Linked DNA regions of Homo sapiens: region 2 is linked to region 1. A link is a contact called in ENCODE Hi-C or POLR2A ChIA-PET data. All regions are on one chromosome and are shown on one strand. Each heading gives the region's core, a stretch centred on a gene start or an enhancer-like site at or near the end of the contact. The rest is flanking DNA. Distances are from core to core; before and after follow the strand shown.

The links. Hi-C counts contacts between places; a loop is a spot of excess contacts on that map. ChIA-PET counts read pairs that join two places held with the same protein, here RNA polymerase II (POLR2A). Pooled maps may share reads with other maps.
Region 2: a pooled map shows a loop between it and region 1 (2.6-fold over the local background). The contact joins two enhancer-like sites. A Hi-C loop is called at or near these places in 1 of 168 maps with a recorded cell type or tissue (IMR-90) and 4 of 50 pooled maps. POLR2A ChIA-PET finds 5 or more read pairs at or near these places in 1 of 52 experiments (naive thymus-derived CD8-positive, alpha-beta T cell).

Annotation. Positions count from the first base shown.
Region 1 is chr2:37,452,857-37,459,017 of GRCh38, reverse strand. No RefSeq gene overlaps it. Among named protein-coding and RNA genes, the nearest start is that of LINC03063, 110 kb to the left of the region's middle. Within about 2 kb of position 2,322, at least 7 of the 41 ENCODE cell types and tissues checked have a DNase peak (open chromatin) inside an H3K27ac peak, as active enhancers do.
Region 2 is chr2:37,623,724-37,629,253 of GRCh38, reverse strand. No RefSeq gene overlaps it. Among named protein-coding and RNA genes, the nearest start is that of CDC42EP3, 45 kb to the left of the region's middle. RefSeq lists enhancers at 1-319, 3,799-4,068. Within about 2 kb of position 2,938, at least 15 of the 41 ENCODE cell types and tissues checked have a DNase peak (open chromatin) inside an H3K27ac peak, as active enhancers do.

The DNA.
Region 1 (6,161 bases), core at 1,073-3,572:
TTAGGGGCCATTACCCCATTCACTTGGCTCGAACCCTCATCCAGGAAATCATCCTGCTGGATAACTAGGCACACCCTGCTTGCAGGCACTGATTCTATGTGTTCATCTATTCAGCAAGTGTCCAGCATGTTGGTACTGGAATGCTAATCTCATGACCGAGCTTAGTCAAGAAATAGCCTTCTTAATATGATAGCCACCATCTACAATGATTTACTGACAATTTTTGGCTTAAAATCCCACCTCTACCACTGGTTGTGTAACTTTGGGAAAGACAATTAACCTGACTACTGTTTAGTTTCCTTATTTGCAAATAGAGATAACACCTCTCTTAAAAGTTATTATGAGGATAAAATAGCACTTTGGGAGGCTGAGGCAGGAAGATCACTTGAGCCCAGGAATTTGAGACCAGCCTGGGCAACATAGTGAGACCTCATCTCTACAAAAATAAAAATAAATCAGCTGGGCGTGGTGGCGCTTGCCTGTGGTTCCAGCTACTCAGGAGGCTGAGGTGGGAGGATTGCTTGAGACCAGGAGGTCAGGACTGCAGTGAGCTGTGAACATGTCACTGCACTCCAGCCTGGGCAACAGAGCAAGACTCTGTCTTTAAAAAATAATAATAAGATATGTAAAGTGTATGGCACAGAGGTAAGTCTCTATTGACAGGTATTATTGTTTGTCTTGTCACTTGAACGTAAAGCCGTTGTGTCTGCCTGTCATTCAACTATTCACAAGCATACAAGATTAAAGGCAATTTGCAAGCATAAGAAACACACTGTTTCTCTTCCTTAGATATTTATAATTCATGGTGGAGATTATAAGATCTCCTTTTCCAATGCAAAATTTCAACTAAGACCTTCTATGTGCTTCACATCTCCTTAAACCAGGGTCCTGAGATGTGCCACGTGTCATGTCATTACACATGGAGAAAGGAATATTTTTCAAAAACCAATTACATACTAGCCACTGTTTAAGGCATATATATACTCTTTCACATTGCTATACCCATTTTGAAAATGAAGAAACAGAGGCTTAAAATGCTTAAGTAACTTGCCCTGGATCCCAACAAAGTAAATGACAGAACAGGATTCGTATTTGGGCCAGTTCAACTCCAAAGACCATGCGTTTTTTGTTATGTTCAGCTGCCAAGTGTAGTTTCTTACCACAATGTCATGAACTATTGTTACAAGAAAATGAGACCGCTGTTTACTATCTGTTGTGGCCAGGTTTTAAATCGAGCCTGAGGATATAAAACTTATGACCTCTAAGTCTCAAATAAAAACCCACTTGAATTAAAACAAAACAAGGGAAAATGCCTTAGTAATAATATTTGAAAAATCTTCAGAATGTGAGATATCAATTGGCTTTGTTTAGTGGAATGTCCCTGCACAGAGATGGATGGACTTCGTGGGTGTCAGAGCCGTCAGTGGAATTCGTGGGTCTAGCGCGATATGTTCTCTCTTCCTGGTCATCAAGCCATAGTTCAAATTTGCCATGATTATCCCTTGCTATGGCTTGTAAACTTACATCCCAGCAAGATTACAAATTCTGACTAGGCTTAATTTTAAATGGAAGAAGAAATTAGTTTCATTCTTTCAGTATATGAGTCATGTAGGCGAAGAAAACTGTCCCTGGCAGTGTCTTTTCCAGTTCCACAATGCTCTGACAATGCACACTTCTCCAAAGAATCGCTACCCAAGGCTGAGCCCCAGAGGGTGCCACGTGTCAAGGGCTACGTCTTAACCCATCCCCTGGTGCAGCACTTGGCATGGAGGAGCTGTTCAATAAATATTGTTCAATGAACAAATGAATGAAATCCTGTCTGCCTTAAAAAGCAAGAAAACAATATCATTCCTTCCTGATTTCCTTATAGCAAGTCTGGCCTTTGTTTCTACCTAAACCTTCTGCCTACTAACAGACCCCTCCCAGCTCACAGGCCAAATGCAGTCTCAGGCTTTCATCTCTAAGGTCATGATACCTTCTATCCCACAGGTCTTGAGAGAATCAAATTGGATGAGGCTGTAGAAGCCTGGGAATCACAGCATATGCCCCACCCCCTTGAAAACGGGGCAGACGGAATGTGTCCAATTTTCATCCTTGGCAACATGTTGAGATCGCTTGAGGAGCTTTCAAAAACTAGAGACCCTAAGTCCCACTCCAGTTAAATCAGAATCTCTGGGGATAAGGTGAGCATTAATAGTATTTAAATGTCCCCCTAGTAATTTGAATGTGCAGCAAAGATTGAAGATCACAAGGCTGGAGGAAGCCAGGAAGTGGGCACATCAGCCCCACACAGGCAGGAAGAAGCATTTGCTGTGCTCCTTGATTGGGAGGGTAAGAAGACAGGAAGCCCAACATGTAACGGCAGCTGCTGCTGTTGGGCAAAATGCCCTTCCCAGCCCTGTAAGTCCTGGCTGCTGCCTTGGCTACCTCTACCACCTCCTTCCTACTTCTCTAAATGGTCCTGGAGCAGGCTGCAGTCTCATCCTGGATAGGGCAATGGGGACCTGCCCCAGGCACCCAATTCTTTTTAAACAGAACTAGCTTCCAGGTCATGATCTCCTTACAACTGAAGATTCCAAGTGACAAGACCTAAATGGGTACAGATGGACTGTGCATAAGCCCAAGGAGAGCACTGTAGAAAGGACTGCATGTCAGCAAGTCCTAAAGATAAGCTGGGAAAGGAAGAGTAGCCAGAGACCCAAAATGTCAGACCTGTTTATGTCTTCAATGTTAAGAGGGAGTCACAGATTCATCACATTGGGAGAAAATGCCTCATAGATCTAATATGGTGAAGGAAATACACAAGCACACACACACACACACACACACACACACACACACACAGACACACCCGATTTATTGGCTGAAGCCCCAAGTACATAGCCCAACTCTTATGCGTTGAGTGTCTGTGTTCGCCAAAAATTCCTATTTTGAAGCCCTAACCTCTCAGCACGGCTCTATTTGGACATGGGGCCTCCCTGGAAGTAAAGTTAAATAAGATCAAAAAGATGGGGCTCTGGTCACATAGGATTAATGTCCCTATAAGAAGAGATACTAGAGAGCTTGCTCACTGTCTCTCCTTCTCCACCATGTGAGGACACAAACAGAAGGTAGCCATCTGCAAGCCAGGAAGAGAACCCTTACCTGGAACCAGCTCCATATGACCTTGATCTGGGACTTTTGGCCTCCAGAACTGTAAAAAAATACATTTTTATTGTTTAAGTAACCCAGTCTGTCTTATTTTATCACAACAGTTCAAGCAGACTATGACACCAACCTTAGACAAATCACAACATCTTTGAGCCTGAGTTTCTTCATCAATAAGAGAAAGATAAATCCTACCTGTTCATAAACATCAAATGAGATCACGTATGTTTAAGGGTTTTGCAAACAATAGAGTATTAAGTAGGCATTAAATCATTCATTAATCTCTACCTCTGTGCTCTCATACTTTAATCCCTCTGCTAGCTGAGCATTTACCACATTGTATTAGATTGAATTGTTTATATGTCTCTTCTGTCAGGTTTTAAATCCTTATGGCCAGGCGCCAAGTCTCTTTCATCTTTGTAGCCCCATGTCAAAACACACAGTCACTGCTCAAGAAAGGCTTATTGAACAATCCCAAGGTAGCACTGGATATGCTTTCTCTGTGTCCCATAACATCCTCCCATATACTTTGATCACTTAGCATCAGGTATTAGAGTTATTAGCTTTTGTGTTTTTCCTACTGTCCTGTAAGCTCCCAAATGGTAGAGACTGCTTGTTATCATTACTATATCCCTAGCAACTAGTACAGAGCTTGGTACCTGGTAGGAACTTAATGAATGTTGATGAAAAGAAGGGAAATGATTCCTTTCCTGAGGAATTTGCATTGTTGAATTTCATTGTTCAAAGCTGTCCTGTATTTGATTCATCATTTCCAACGGAACAAACTGAAGCTCTCCATTTTACCAAGTCTTTTTTCAAATGGCTCCTAAAAGGTCCTAGCTCTTTTATCCTATTATAGCTGGCAAAGTATCTGAATGCATCATTTTATTGTGCAAGTCAATATCATCCCCCAGAGAACCAAGACTGGTCATTTACGCCAACAGTAGTTGCTATGCAACCACTCTCCAAGCCTTGGTTGAAAGATCCAGAGCCGAGGCAGTGATTTTTCCCACCTGGAAAGGACTAGAATTTCTAAGGGAAAAAACACACCATTATGCAGAGTCACTTAATCTTTTTACAAAAGAAAATTTGACCACATCAAAAAAGCATATTTTCTAGATTTCCTAGACTATGCATATATAGCCTTTATATAAATAGACATGTATATTTAGCCACTGGAACCCAAACGCACATATACTACATATACACTAATATAATTTATAAATATTTGTATATTTATAAATATGTAGATATGTTTATTAAAGAGTAAACACTCTTTTTATTCCAAAGATGTTCCACGAGAATTAACCATTTTATTTCTTTTAACAGAAGTAAACTTGTAAAATGAATTTCTATTTTCTCATGGCAAAAACTTTTTTTTCGGAAAATAAGGGGAAATTTAAAGAAGAAAATAGAGAAGCCTGTGTCAAATAGCTTAGATCAAACCACTGTTAGCATTTGCTATGTAGCCTTCCAGATGTTTATATATAAGAATATTTACATATTTAAAGTACAAAAATGGGAACATATTATATCCAAAGTTTGGATACCTCCTTTCTTTAAAACTTAGCATGCCATGAATGAGAACACATGGCCACAGGAAGGGGAACATCACACTCTGGGGACTGTTGTGGGGTGCGGGGAAGGGGGAGGGATAGCACTGGGAGATATACCTAATGCTAAATGACGAATTAATGGGTGCAGCACACCAGCATGGCACATGTATACATATGTAACTAACCAACACATTGTGCACATGTACCCTAAAACTTAAAGTATAATAATAAAAAAAAACCTTAGCATGCCATGGATGTCTTTCCAAGTCAACATATAGTCATATCATCTTAAAGGCTGCATTGCATGCCATTGCTTAAATATATCATAATGTATTTAATTATTTTCCTGTTGTGTCCATTTTTTCACCATTATAAATAATAAGCATCTTCATGTACACTTCTTTGAAAACTCATCTGATAGTTTCAGTAAGATTAATTCATGCATCACGTCAAAGATTATGCACTTATTTGAAGCCTTTTAGAACACTGACAAGTAAATAATCTAATATTAAGCATTTGTTCCAAAAAGCTAGATTTTCGGTCAATACAGATTTAGTCAAATTTTGACATAATTTAAAATTTTTTAAAAAAAGAATTTAGGCCGGGTGCGGTGGCTCAAGCCTGTAATCACAGCCCTTTGGGAGGCCAAGGTGGGCGGATCACCTGAGGTTAGGAGTTCGAGACCAGCCTGGCCAACATGGCAAAACCCCGTCTTTACTAAAAAAAAAAAAAAAAAAAAGATACAAAAATTAGCAGGGCGTGGTGGTGCGCATCTGTAGTCCCAGCTACACGGGAGGATGAGGCAGAAGAATCGCTTGAACCCAGGAGGTGGAGGTTGCAGTGAACTGGGATTGCACCATTGCACTCCAGACTGGGTAACAACAGTGAGACTCCATCACAAAAAAAAAAAAAAAAACAGAATCCAAGGTTTGTGAGGACACATTATAACAGAATAATTTGAAGTTTCTCCTCTTGTTTTGCCGTATAATCATTCATTCTATACCCTGCTACCGTTTGCCACACAAACCAAGTTGTCTTTCTTGGCTCCCTGTACTTCCTGCCTTCACTTCTCATAGCTCCTCCCCCTTAGCCTTTCCTGTTATCAGCAACATTTTAAAATTGACTACTGATGACTCCACCCAGGCTCACAGCTAAGCCTGAGGAATAGCTTCAGAATTTCCATGTGGGATCTGGGGTGGGTTCATGATTTATACCCATATGAAAGCTGGATGTCCCCAAAACATTCAATTGGAAGTATATTGACAGCTGCCTTTCAAAAGATGTGTTAATTTCTGTTAAAATTTACTTATTCATTATGGAAAGCAGTTAAGATCAGTTTCCACCACTTGCAACCTCGTCTGGTTCTTCAAAGTCAACATACACTCTTTTGCCATGGTAATCGTCCTAAATATGCAACTTTGATCTTTTTTTTTTTTCTTTTTGGAGACAGGGTCTTGC
Region 2 (5,530 bases), core at 1,689-4,188, 170 kb before region 1:
GGCAGTTAAGCAAACTGTCCAATATGCAGTTACTAGATGGTAGAATCTGATCTGAACCCAAACAGTCTGACTCTAGGGCCTGTGCTCTGTGCTATAAATCTATCTAAAAAGATGATAGACTTTATAGTCAGACAGTTCAGGATTTGAATCACTACCCTGACAACTACCATTCTGTGACCTTGGGGTAAAGCAGAAATAACAGTACCTACTCCATTGGATTGTTTTGCAGGGATCAACTAACTTCTTCTGTAAAGGGCCAGATGGCAAATTCTTCAGGCTCTGTAGTCCATACAGTCTCTGCCACTACAGCTCAATTCTGTAGCATAAAAGTAGCCATAGACAATGCATAATTGAATGAGTGTTGCTGTGTTCCAATAAAACTCTGTACAAAAATAGAAGGTGGGCCGAGTTTGGCCCACAGGCCTTAGTTTGCCAACTATTTGTTTTGAGAACTAATTCAGATCATGCCAATAAAGGTTTTATAATAGTTACCTGCACTTGGTAAACATTCAATACATATTAATGCTCTTATTATACCAACAAAATGTCTATACTTTAAATTTGTTGGTTTAAGGTTCTGCTGTGCCTGCCATTTTTTAGTCTAATTATTTTATAGCTATATTGTACATACTTGAAGGAAAATGAGTGAATAAATGTTTCATTACTCAAATTCTTCCTTATTACTGTTATTTTCAGAACTTCTTAGCATTATTTTCCACTGAAAACCGTCATTGTTTTTGAAATATGTGAGTCAAAGGAGCTAATGTCTTAGTGTAACTTTATGTTTTTAAAATAAAATGTTTCCATTCCTTCATATTCCTATTTCAGTAATATAAAATAATGGGATTTTATATGCTATAAATCAATTTTTTTCAAATCTAAACATTTATATAATGCATAATCAGCTTCATCATCACTTATTAGTGATTCCCAGAGTCATTTATAGATAATATTGTTTACTGGGAATCTACACAGCACCTTTCTTTTGTGAGCAGCATTTCTCGTCTTTGGAAGATGATTTTTCCTCCATTTTATTCCTGTGGTTTAAAACAGCTACTATCAGTGTCAGCTGGTCCTGGGGCTGAGCACTGGGCCCAAGCTGTGAGCAGTGAGGGTTGGTTGCTTCTGCTGGTCTTGTTTTCAGCTGTCAGGAGGATGTCTGTCAGACAAAATGAAATCAACAAGTACAGAAAAGCAGAGGCCAGGGATGGGGAGACAAAGGCTTAGGATCATTGACTCCTCATCCAGATTATTCCTAAGGTCCAGCCACAACCCTATGCTCCCATGGTTTGGTTATGAGAGACAACAATTCCTTTTCTGCCTAAGTCAAGTTTCCTTTTCTGACTATGGCATCACCCTTGAGTGATGTGAATCACCTCCAGTTGGGTTATCCCAAGGGAAACTTCCTCATCTGCTTCTCACCAGATGTGTGGGTTTGGCATCATAGAAAGTAACTTCTGGAGAACAAAGCTCACTGGAGGGCAGAACTCAGCTCAGTGTCTTCCACTTCTTTCATCCAGAAGACCAGATGGAACCAACTGGTTCAAGAAGAAGATGACTTTAAATGACCAGGCATGGTTTTTGCAATTATCTTTTATAACTAATATAATTGGGAACATTGTATTCAATTAGAAAAAAAAAAGGAAAACTGTAAGTTGTTATAACTGGGCTAAGAGATATCACGGATCATCTCGTAGCATGTGGTCTATACTCAGGGTTTTGTAGTAAAACATAATTTTAGGGAAACCTAGTAAAGAAGAAGTCACAGAACTCTGATTTTTTTTTTAATTGGTATTTCTCCCATGGTTTTCAGGGATTCAACACATGGTCATTTGGTAAGCAGATAAATATGACTACACATTTGGGACAATAGTCCTAGTTCTCCCTGTATCCCCTGAGCAGATTGCTGATTTTTAGAGATTAACTTACTAGGTTTTCTTAAAGGTGAGAAGAATCCAAATATATTTTATCTGCTGTTAGGCAGCAGTTGTGAGGGAATTATCAAGACCTCTTGGGGCCAGAGACGTGGGGGTTCAATCTCTGCCTAGACTATTTAAGTAGGCTACTCAAAATGTTCTGAGCCTCAGTTTCCTTTTCTGTACATTGAGATGGTGAGATTATCTGCTTCACAAGGATGAACGAGATAATATATGCAAAAGGAAGGATATAGAATATTCTTAACCACTTGGCTTTAAACAATCTTCTACAGTGGACAACTACCTTGATTTTCTAACCATCCAAGGGCAACAATCATTCACATATTAGTATGAGTTCACCAACTTGTATGCTCCTTCTGGGATTAGCCCTGAGGAAATAAATGGACACTCTGACGAGGTGGGTGTTGGGATTATTTTTGGAGGTGGGGTACAGAAAAAGGGAGGAAGAATTTGATGGCATTCCAAAGGAAGATAAAATTGGACATTTAGAGAGTAGGAAAGAGGCATCTATCAACAGCAAGAATGAGGGGGTTGTAGAGGAAAGAGCCCTGAATGAATATAGGAGAAAAAGTTGGAGTTCAAAGAACAGCTTCATAGTTTTCTAAGAATGAACTCTGGGGACTCTGCTCCTGGCACTCCAAAAAGCCATTACGCTGTCTCTGTTTCCCTCACGACCCAAAGGCAGGCAAGAATTCCTGTCATACCCTCCAATCATCAGTGTATCTATGGCAGGAGAAAGAAAACAGAGATTAGAGGGTCTTACCTGGCTGAGATCCATCTCACCACAGCCACACCTGACCCAGAGAATTAGTAGGCCATGCTCAGGGCCAGCTGCGGTCTGCCAAGCTGCAGAACAGATGCTGTGGGCACAGGGTTTCCTGCAAAGCACCATTGTACCTCTCTGCCAGGAAGTGCCTTTGAAAGGCAAAGAAACAGACCAGACACCTAAGTTCATAACTAACAAGCGTCTAATCCTCGCAGTGGCTTGCTTGTACAGCTGGAGCGGGTGCGTGTGACATCTCCCCCACCCACATGCTTGCCAACCGTAATACTCAAGGAGAACTGTTTCATGAAGGACGCAGAAGGGAGCCAAACACCGCCAGAGACTTTTTACAGAAACAATTTGAGCATGCCCTTCCTCTCGGGAGTGCTTGGTCCAAATACATTTATCTTGCTAATATTCCTCTGTCAGACTAAATTTCAGACAACAGAACTCTACTTTCCAGAATCTTCCACATTGTAACTGCCTATTAATTACCTCTGCTTTGTCAGCTGGCCTCACACACAGGGCCTAAATGTTTAGTCTGCAGTTTGTATAATCATTCTTCTGCTTCATAATTACTCTCCAGAATTACTTAGCTCTGAGGGCACCACCACAAAGTCTGTGCTTTTCATTTTCTCATAATGGCTCATTATCAGGTCTGCATCCGTAACGCCTTGCTCAGGGTTTGAAATGAATCTTTATATAGTACTGGTCCTTTGGGCAAGCTCCCAATTTTACAATTGCTTCTCAGGCCCTTCGGCCAGGAGCCAGGAGAGTGGGTTCTGGGGGTAATAAAGGATCAGAGATGCTCTGTTTCTACTGTATACATGGAAGGAGCTTCCACACATCCTGAGGCAAGAGGATGTCACCACTCCATTTTCCAAACAGACCCTGACCAAGCTGGAGTAATGATGAGCTTGGAGGAGTCTGCACCATGGCCCTGCACACTCACCTACCAGGCCTCATCTTGTGCTGGATTTCAGGAAGGATGGGCCTGCCCACTGGGAATGGACTCCTGGCTTCAAGGGAAAAGCAGAGAGGGAAGCCTAAGATGACTCAGTGGGAAAGGGAGATGCAGAGATTTTCACTGTGTCAGAGCAGGTCTTTCATGGTGCATGCAGAAGCTCCTGTCCCACCAATTAAGACCCTCTGGAGTCCAATGCACTAGCTATTTCCAGCACAGTCTCCAATTATTCACCATCCCAAAACCTCACATCAGCCAGCCTGGCTTACTCATCTCACTCTCATGGATCTTTCACCACCTCTGTGATTCCACTCATGCCTTCTGCCTGCCTAGAATGCTCCTTTCAATACTCAAATCTACCTCCTCCAGGGAGACTGTTTCCAGGAAGACTCAGAGAGGCAAATAATTTCTTGCCTCTCTGAAACAACTTCATACATTCCATGTATAAATTAACCACGCTCAGCTTTCTCCCTCCCTTCTACTGTTAAAGAGCCGTTCATATTTTTATGATTACTTGACTTTGCTTTGTTGATGTATTTTCCTCACAAATATAAGTTCCTTGAAGGCAAGGTTTGTCTTATTTTTCTCATCTCTCCCGGCATCAACAATACTCAAATAAAGTCTCTAATTTAGTTCATTTGCTGCATTGTACCCTCAATTTACATGTTCATTGCCCCTCTAGCAAAAACCAGAGTAAGAAACAGTGGATCTGTGATTCAGTCACTTTAGCAACATTTAGATGTTTAGTTCGTTTATTAATGTGTACTATAATTTTAAGAGTCACATTTGTTTTCTTACTCCTGTATTCTAACCACATGCCTACTACCAGAAGTATAAGAAAACCTTTTTTTTTTTTTCTGGCTAGATCAAGAGCCAACTTGCTCTTCACCCTGTGAAAAGGGGAATTAGTCATGGGTGCTGAAAAAAGGAGAACATATTCAAAGTAAATATCAGTGCATGAGATTGCTTTTCACTCAGAATCTGAACACCCACAGTAGCCTGAATTTGTAAATATTTGCTGTCACTTATGTTAAAAAATATTGACTTCCTAAGCTATATTGCTACCAAAATATTTCTTTCTCGCATGCCTACCCAGACTTTTGGCCTATAGCTGGCAACATACCCTCTGCCTTAGGTTAACCTCATAGCAAGGGTAAAGCTTTAAGTGTACTTATGTGGTGAGAGAGAGAGCGAGAAACTTGAAAAAATAAAAATGGCAACATACCTAATGATAAAAGCACTATTTCCAAGTGTCTGAAGCCTATTATATGAGTTAAAAGTGAAACATCAGCCTAACTAATGCAAAAGCTTTATAGGGTCTGAGCAAGGATGACTAATCTCCAAAGCTGACAGTTTCACAGCTTACACAGGCTTCGTTCTGCTCAAGTGTGGGGAACACCCACCATCCCCACCATAGTCCAGGACATTATGGCATTGTACACTCATTCTCAGAACTTCACAGGGAAGATTATGGCAAAACTGGAATTCTCACTGAGGACACATCACTCTGAGCCCAATTGCCCACTGTCCCGCCTTCCATCCCCCGACCCCTGTCTTCTGGCTCCTTGAGCCTGCACGATCAATGTTTATTTTCACGTTGAATCAACCTGGGTTCAGAACTTTGAGCTCCACAAAGAAATCCACTAACAAAACCATAAGAAACAGTATCTTCACAGCAGATGCTACGGAAGAGTGGGGAAGAGTGAGGTAGTTTACACTGCCTATCTTATGACCACTATTTATCCCATCAAGTGCTTCTGGTCTCCCTGAAGGCACCTCCTAGGCCACTTGACCACTGTGAGTTATTCTCAGAGCCTAGCCTCTATGTATTACCCACTTCCAAAGCTGCTTCCACATTTTCAGGTA